Linked DNA regions of Homo sapiens: region 2 is linked to region 1. A link is an interaction called in ENCODE POLR2A ChIA-PET data of the cell type or tissue named here. Cell type or tissue: GM12878. All regions are shown on one strand. Each heading gives the region's core, and the rest is flanking DNA. Links, peaks and the distances in the headings are about the cores only. Region 1 overlaps SMNDC1 (survival motor neuron domain containing 1). Region 2 overlaps ADD3 (adducin 3).

Evidence for each region. Peaks named below come from ENCODE experiments on the same cell type or tissue, not always from the same donor. Only the 100,000 strongest peaks of a DNase experiment are listed, where the experiment ranks them.
Region 2: POLR2A ChIA-PET joins it to region 1 with 8 read pairs; 4 of 35 experiments call an interaction of 5 or more read pairs at or near these places.

What each region holds. Positions count from the first base shown.
Region 1 is chr10:110,297,329-110,301,730 of GRCh38, forward strand. It overlaps SMNDC1 (survival motor neuron domain containing 1), which reads right to left. Exons shown (of 6, transcript NM_005871.4): 3 at 1,320-1,462; 4 at 239-400. Among named protein-coding and RNA genes, the nearest start is that of SMNDC1, 5.4 kb to the right of the region's middle. In GM12878, for the core only: no CTCF peak of the experiment used is centred there; no DNase peak of the experiment used is centred there; H3K4me3 peaks cover 768 bases.
Region 2 is chr10:110,076,940-110,081,341 of GRCh38, forward strand. The region is part of intron 1 of ADD3 (adducin 3); the gene reads left to right. Among named protein-coding and RNA genes, the nearest start is that of ADD3-AS1, 71 kb to the left of the region's middle. In GM12878, for the core only: no CTCF peak of the experiment used is centred there; no DNase peak of the experiment used is centred there; H3K4me3 peaks cover 1,375 bases; H3K27ac peaks cover 1,648 bases.

The DNA of each region.
Region 1 (4,402 bases), core at 99-4,098:
ATGTTCATTGTACATAGTTATCTTCTTAATATTTACTGAATGCCTAAATGGGAATCAAAATTATCTTCACTTTACTTAGGCACACTTACACAGACAATGTTGACCCTTTGTTGCTAATCTTCAAAACAACGGTAAAACAGTATTACAACTTTCTTATGCATAGATTCTCTCTGCAGACTACTTCAAGTATCCAAATGGGGAAGATTGCACCTAAAATGGAAAAGTCAAAGTCACTTACTTTGACATGGGTTTGTTGCCACTGTCCTCCTTTGCCTTCCTTCCTTCTTCTACAGGCTTGAGGTTCAACAGTGGAGTCACTTCAGCATTGCCATAACCAGCAAAGGTGATTGCAGCGGTGCCATTTTCTTCATCTATCTCCTCAATCTCCGCTTCATAACACCTGTAAAGATATCATGGCTGTAAGCAGGTGAGTAAAGGTTTAGTACTCAGCCTACAAGACTTATACTGTAGTGATAAAATTATTACATGTGTCTATAATGAAACTTCTATAATCAAATGGTTGTTTCAGCAAAGAGAATACAAAAGAGTGGTTGAAGTTAGTTATCTGCTATCAAAAAAGGACATCCCAATCATAATATTGCTGGGCAAGTCTCTTACATGTACCTACTCAACGTGATTTAATGTCTTTGAGAATAGAGGTTTCTTTTTTTCTCTTTTTTGCGACAGAGTCTCACTGTCGCCCAGGCTGGAGTGCAGTAGTGCAATCTCAGCTCACTTCAACCTCCGCCTCCCAGGTTCAAACAATTCTCATGCCTCAGTCTCCCAAGTAGCTGGGATTACAGGCACACGCCACCACACCTAACTGATTTTTGTATTTTTAGTAGAGATGGGGTTTCACCATGTTGGTCAGGCTGCTCTCCAACTCCTGACCTCAAGCGATCTGCCTGCCTCAGCCTCCCAAAGTGCTGAGATTACAGGCATGAGCCACCACACCCAGCGAAAAGATATTTCTTATAGGAATGATGTCAGTGTATGCTCTTCACAGAATTCTCAGAAAAACCAACCATTCACTCAATTTTCAATTAGAGAAAATAATTTAGATTATTTTAGAAAACACCCATTCATTGTCCTGTTTTTCTTTCCTCCAGAATCCCAGCCATTCTTCTCCCCAAAACTTAATCTAAAGCTAAAACTAAACTGTATTAATGGCAACCACCCAAGAATCAAATTGGCTCTATAAATCATACTGCCTAATAGAAGTCAAGATTAAAATAGGGTAGTTAAAACTGAATAAAAACTTCTTACCATTGTATTTTATTATTTCATGTTATAGTTAGAGTTTTTTTTTCTACACTTACTGTCCATCTTCACTCCAGACTGCCATACACTTGTCTCCTACTTTCCATGAATGAGTAGGTTGAGTAGAAGCAAAACTGTCTGAACTTGCAAGCGTCTCAGAAGGTTGAGTTGACAGAAGGTCTTTGGTTAGTTCTATAACTTCCTAAAAAAGAAAAACAAAAACTACAACATTATTTTTATAATTCTCATTGTCAACTTAGTTTCTGATGACAGCCTTCATACTGTACGTTAAGTACTCTACATATATTTCATTTGCAGCTCATAACACTATTAAGCAAGTACTGTGATTATCCCCATGTAGAAACTGATACAGTATTGTCTACCAGTTAAGTGGCAGAGCTGTGACTTAAGCCCATATAGTTGCCTTTCAACTTAACCACAAATACTAATGAAAATATAAGACTTGAGCTTATACCATGCATTATTTCTAAGTGCCTATTTTAGCTGAATAGATCTCTCTAAAGATGAGAAAGTCAAGTATGAGGCACTGAATTAGATACTCTTATTGTAACATATTTTATGCAACTGTACTGTTTTATAGGGCATTACTCAGCAGTATTAACTGCCAAGCAATCCCAAAACACTTTAAGCAGCTTTATTAGTAACAAAAATGTTCCTACTTATACATATCTCGACTAAAATACTACAGGCAATGTAAAAGAAACCAGTGGTCTTCCTATTCAATTATTGTAAAACTCACCCCATCTGGGTAAGCAAATTACCAGGTTAGATTTTAAATGTTCCATACCTTAATGTTAAGCACATTAGCACAGCTTCATTTAAAAGGGGGAAAAAAAGGTAACACACAAAGGCAATGCCTTTCTGTGTGGCAAATATTTTTTTCTAATTCAGGCTTACATTTATTGGCTTCATTCAAAGATGTTTGGTGTAGGGATGGCTAAAAAATTGAGAACAGTACAAGCCGACAGATTCTGCTACCTGTCTACTATATTGTTACTCTAATGAAGATCCACACTATGCATCTTATCTGATCTAAGAACTTGCATAGCTGTTCACCCATTGTTGCATTTAAAACATCATACTGTGTGTTTGGGGAGAAAAATTAACAAAGTTAAACTATGTACTGAGTTTCTTCTAGTTCCCACTGAGGTTTCATAATAGTAATTTTGATTCCAGTAGCCAAGAAAGTTAAATATTACCTCTCTCCTAAAGATTCTAAATCTTCCTGGCTATTTCTGAAAAAACTAATATTTGAGTCTTAAATCTCTTGAAGAAAGGTTAGTTTTATAAATAAATAAATAGAACACTTAGGTTTGATTTAAAAATTTAGTAGGAATAATATCTCTAAGTTTTATTAGTTGCCAACTAGCCATTAATTAGATCTTTTTAATTAGACAGTCCTTTGCAAACAAAGCAAAGAACCTTCCAAATAACTAGATCAAGTAGTACACAACAGAAGAGTAAATTATCTGGTCTTATTTTTAACCACTTTTAGGGGTAGGAATGTAATCCAGTCAGCCTGACTCAAGAGCCCACACAAATCTCTATCATTAAATACTTCCAGATCCACCTAGGGATCATTTAACTTAAGCACAGACATGAATTCTGCACTTGTAGGTTTCAGATTTAGAACTCTATTTCTTTTAGGACAGAACTGTTTTCCAAATATATTTTGTTAAAGAAATATATTTCATCAAAGAAAAGGGTCCTGAAAAGCTGTGCATATTAGTGAATTCAGAGGCCTGTGCTGAAATGACCCTTTTTTAGAAAAAATCCAGAGCATTTACTCCTAATGTCCTTTAACTTTGCCATGGTTTTACATAACCCTCCCAACAAACTATGAAGAACCTTCTAAATTTCTATTCTTCACATGTGCGTATGGACCAAAGTATTAGAAAAACTATTTTATGTATGAGGGGGTTCTTGAAGGTACATACCATTAATTACTTTTCCTCCCTCAAGTCTGAGTTCTGAAACTGCTCCTTCATCGACAGATGGGCAGCAGTTACAGTAATCGGCAATTCCAGGAAGCATCAGGTGTTGTGATCTACATATCAGCAGGTCAAATGGGGTGCACTCAAGCACTCTGCTTACTGAAGGAAGGCGTTTCGGGGATGCAGAGAGCCACTGTAATATATGAGACAAGTGACTTGACCCCTGCCTCCTTTAGAACCAGCTTATTCAGCAAAACAGCCTAATAAATTGACTATCTCTGATTATCATAGACTGCCCGGGGAGCTAGTCAGCTAGCTAGCCTGGATTTTATCACACCCACTTTTTTAAGTGAAAAAAGAAAGGCAGGACTTTAGTAGATTATTTTGCTGCCTGCTGAATAACTTTAGTCTCTATGAAAGACAGTACATGAAAGAGATAAACATGGAAACCTTACTGGCAAAATGAAGTCATTGAAAAGATGCAAAAAAAGCATTTTGTCATAAAACAAAGGGCAAACAAATTAATAACTGGGATAAGGATCTAATTCTATAGAGGAACACAAGAAATTAGAAACCATATGATGGTCAAAAAATATTAATATGAGGAAGCCACAAAATCAGTCTGAACAGACTTTTCACCAAATATAACAAGCTGAATTAAATACCCATAGCATGAGATACATCCCAGAAGGCAGAGAAGGAAAAAGGAGGGGAATGAGGGGGGGAACCCCACAGCAAAATAGAAGCTGTTAAGTGTAGTCTCAATGGAGACAACAATTACTGAGTGGAAGCTTATAGCCAAATACTTTTCAGAGTATTACCTCATCTTAAAAGATGGTTTCCGTTTTTGAGTAGTTTTCAATTCAAAATAGACCTTATCTAGGGACCAAAATGAAATTTCTAATGATAGAATAAAATGGGAAGAAACTCTGATCAAGACTGGTCAGGAAAAACATTCTGTTATTACTATCTGAAGTATTAAAACTTGCACTTCTAAATCCTTGCCATCCAGTATGGTAGTCACGTGTGGCTAATTAAGTTATACTAAAAACTCAGCTCCTAAGTAAACCTAGCTGTATTTCAAATATCCAACCAAATGTGGCTAGTGGCTATGGTACTGAATAGCAGATATAGAACATTTCCATCATCACAGAAAGTTCTACTGGACAGTGCTGTTTTAAATGGTT
Region 2 (4,402 bases), core at 75-4,074, 220 kb before region 1:
GCTCTCACTGAAGTCTGCCTGGGTGTGTTGTTTCCCCCAGAGTGAGCTCCACCCTTGCTCTAACCACATTGAGTGTGGATATCTTGCTCTTTAAAACAAAGTTCATTGTTAGGGCAGTATTGCAACAGAATTGCCACACAAAAACCAGCTTAAGAAATGTACAGCACTTCAATTTTTTTGTAAGTAATGGATTGTCTATTGTAATACTGATTGCTCACAGCTTAAGGGGAAACACAGATAAGATAGATGGTTAAGCTTTGTGCCAGCTGCTAGTAACATGCAATATTCTTCTTTGGGAGGAGCCTCTGGCTTTATCACTCCACTAAGTTTTTTTTCTTTTAGTTCACTTGTCTGCTTTTTTTTTTCTTTCTCTTTCTTAAACAGTTTACTGAATTGTTATTTTTAACGATTTTGGGGATGACACTGACTGTTCAAATGAAGGCAAATAGTATTCTCCCAAATGTGCTAGTTATTTAACTTGAAAATGCTTGAAGCAGTGTTTTGTACTGAATTTATTGGACCCATTAATAGCATAATCTGGCAATACTGTATTTCGAGACATCGTGACATGAACTTTGTGTGTAAGAGTGGGTTCATTGAATTAAAAAAAAGGCAGCTTCTAAAGAGCCTTTTATTTCTGTCATAATGATGCTTTGTCCTGTTGCTGTTGGGTATTTGTCAGAAGAGTTGGGGCAGGCTGCAGCCCAAAGTTCTGTTCCATGCCTCATCAGTTCCGTGCTTCTGTGTTCTTTCTAGAGTTTGTGACGTGAATGGTGAGTTGAACTATAGGAGAATTATTGTTGTTCATTGAGGTCCATGTTCAGCAATTTTTTTTTTCGCAACTGGGGGTCTGTCTGATCTTTTTTCCCCCTCACACACTGAGTTTCTCTTTGTACCTGAGTTTTAAATGCCTTTGGAGTGTTTAATTATTCACTGACTGAAGTGGGCATGTAGAGAGAGAGAGGCTGTGCTTTGTGTTATCTATACTCTCTGGTGTGTGGTCATGTGTACACTTTGGGTAGACACTCATTTGGTGCAAGCAAACTGAATAACTGCCTCTGTTGAAATCAAATCTGAATGTTGAAAATGGCTAATTTCTGTAAGGCTTGCAGGGGTGACATTGTGTCATCCTTTTTGAACTAAGACTTCTTAGCATCTCCTTGCTTCAGCTTCCTCCTTTTTACTTGGTAGTAATTGGATTTAGCTGACTTCTAACTTCATAAGGATGTAAGAATAAAGCACAGGTGTGGTATCATAGCAAAAAGCACTAGCCTGGGAATCAAGAGACTGTTTTACCTCTTTGGACATTAGTTTCTTTACCTGTACAGTTAGGAATTTAGGTTAGCCTCTTCTAAGATCTTTTCTAGCTTTGAGTACCCTAATTTTCTTTGTAAAGACACATGACTATCCCAGCAATGCTAAAGGGAATATGCTAGAATTGAGAGAAAAATGTTTGGATGTTAACTCAGTAATTCTTATAAGTGACATGAAAACTAAAGCTTTACTTTAAGAAGTTGTGTCTGTCAGGAATTTTGAAATTTACTTTTTAATATCTGAGTAGTAGAACTAGCTATATAAATCATCTCATCAGCATTTTCAAGTTGAAATTAGGCCAACCTCCTGCCACAAGTGTTTTCGTGGACCTGGCTACTCGTGGACATTGGCTACTCAGTGTACAGCTATTAGTTGTGTAGCCTTGGGTAAAAGTGGCTTTCAAACTTTTTTCAGTATATTTTGCATCATGACCCAATCATGACACACACGAACCACTTTACATCTCTGAAATAAATCTCTCTTACAACACAGAAAATGCTATTTTCTGTTATGTTTCATTTCAAAAAATATTGGTTACAATGTACTGTCCCTTTGAACTCTGGAGGAATACAGTTAAACTTCGACTTTTACAGTTATGCTGGAGCAAAGCTTGCCAACGAATTTGCTGTTAAATATTGAAATTAGAAGATTTTTAAATAGATTTTTATTTGGAACTTTAATAGAAAATCATAGTTAATATCTCCATTAATACTCTTATCTTTTCCTAAATACATAATATAAAGAAAATGGAATATTTTTTACCAAGCCCTGTGAATCTGCCCCTCAGTCTCCTCCTTTTTACTCCAGTCTGCTATACAAGCTTTGTCTTATTTATGCATACCCTATTAGTGAGAACTAATAGACATACCATGACATGAAAAGCATTGAGAAGGCTTTTCTAGAGAACTAGATATAATGTGTCATGTACATTAGATATAGAGTGTCAGATTACCATTGATAAACCCTTTCTTTATCTTCATCACCAGAGTTGTCTCCCAGAGCTCCGTGGAATTTCCTTTCTCTGCTTTAACGTACTTTTAAAAGGTAATTTTACTAAAAAATGCATATGGTAAAAAGATGAAATAATATAAAAGGGCATGTGACAAAATGTTTTTCCCACCCTAATCCCTCAGCCCCACTCCCCAGAAGGGAATTTATTTTTCAAAAAAATGATGAGAGAGAGAGAGAGAGAGAGAGAGAGAGAGAGAGTGTGTGTGTGTGTGTGTGTGTGTGTGTGTGTGTGTGTGTGATCTACCTGAACATCTTTTTAATACATATAAAATTATACCATTATGTATCTACTCTTTTCCTTTTTTTTTTGAGACAGAGTCTTACTCTGTCACCTAGGTTGGAGTATAGTGGCGCGATCTTGGCTCACTGCAACCTCTGCCTTCCAGGTTCAAGCGATTCTCCTGCCTTAGCCTCCCGAGTAGCTGGGATAACAGCTCGGCTAATTTTTGTATTTTTAGTAGAGATGGGGTTTCACCATGTTGGCCGGGCTGGTCTCAAACTCCTGACCTCAAGTGATCCACCTGCCTCAGCCTCCCAAAGTGCTGGGATTGCAGGCGTGAGCCACTGCACCCAGCCTACTTCATTCTTTTTAATGGCTTTATAGTACTTTATTGTGTGGATGGATGTACTGTAACTCAGTTATTCCTCCTTTGATGGATATTTGGATCATTTCCAAGTTAGTTCCCATCCCCTCTCCATCAGACGTACTTATGCTATCAGTCTTCTCCTACCTCCGTTTTGGGATAGAACCCAGAACTGGGGTACTATAGGGAAGGTATAATAGTGCTGTGTGGAAATAGAAAATTCCCTTACCAACTTCTATGTATCAGACTAGGGCTCCAAAACTAGGCCGCACTATCCCAGGCATTCATGGGTCGGGGTGGGTAAGAACTGCCCCAGGAGGAAGTCATTTCTCCTCAGAGCAGTGAAAGAACATTGGGTTCAAAGTCGGGTAACTTGGGTGTGGTATTGGGGTGGGTCACCTGACCTCCTTGAATCCTCAGTTTTACCATCTATAAAATAAGAGATTGAAATAGATGAGTTTTAATGTCCCACCCAACTTCAATATTTATGTAGTATTTTTGTTGGAATATTGATTTAAACTGGATAACCCAAATTATATGAAGTTTCTCATATTTAAATTAAAAACATCTATTGTATATATTGTGTGGTCTGTAATTTATTTGACCTTCCATGTGGCCTAAGCTATTTTAAAGTTTAAGAATGTAAAAAAGGAAAGTTGAATATCATTCTATATTTTACATAAACTATCCTTTTCTCAAAAGTCAATTTCAAAAGTATAAAACCCATTCCAGAATTAAAAGCAAATCCTTTTTATCAAGCTTGAATATTTGAGGAGGAAGATTGTGAAGTTATGTTTGTTTTTAAAATGGATCCTTATAATTTTTCAGTGAGTCCGACCATTCAGAAGTAATCCTAGGGCTTTGAAACTTGGCTTCAGGTTTCTTGTTTAAACTGTTTGCACATTCTAGCCCTTTAATCCATCTCCTTGTTTCGTTAAATGCTAAAACTGACATTACTTAACATAATTAAAGTTTTCAGATTTGATGCTGAGGAAGCTGCTTTAGAGGTGAACTATATCCTGCCAGCAAAGTTACAAAGTTACATGGCAAAGTTATAAAGTAACAAAAGCAGTATTTTTGCTGTATCACACATAGGATATTTAGCATTGGGTAGCATTACCTGTTTCACAGTTTTAGTTTCATAATTCAATCAAATGACAGCTGTTCTAAAGATAAAATGATGTAAGGACTTCAATTGATTTGTGTAATTACAACTGGAAGATAAAAGACATTTTCTTGGCCAATAAGGTAGGAGAGAGAGTTTGTATGTTTGTGTGGTGGTTACCTTAGTTTCTTTGCAGAAGGCTTAATATACCTTGAATATACTTTTCTATAATCTGAGATATTATTATTATTCAAATAATGCTAGATAATTATTAGTGTTCCTTGTTAATTTTCATACGCATTTTTTGACATACAATTCCACTTAGCAAAATGTATCGAAGACCTTCTAGCAGCCAAGCACTGAGTTAAATGCTAGGAGTACCTAGGTA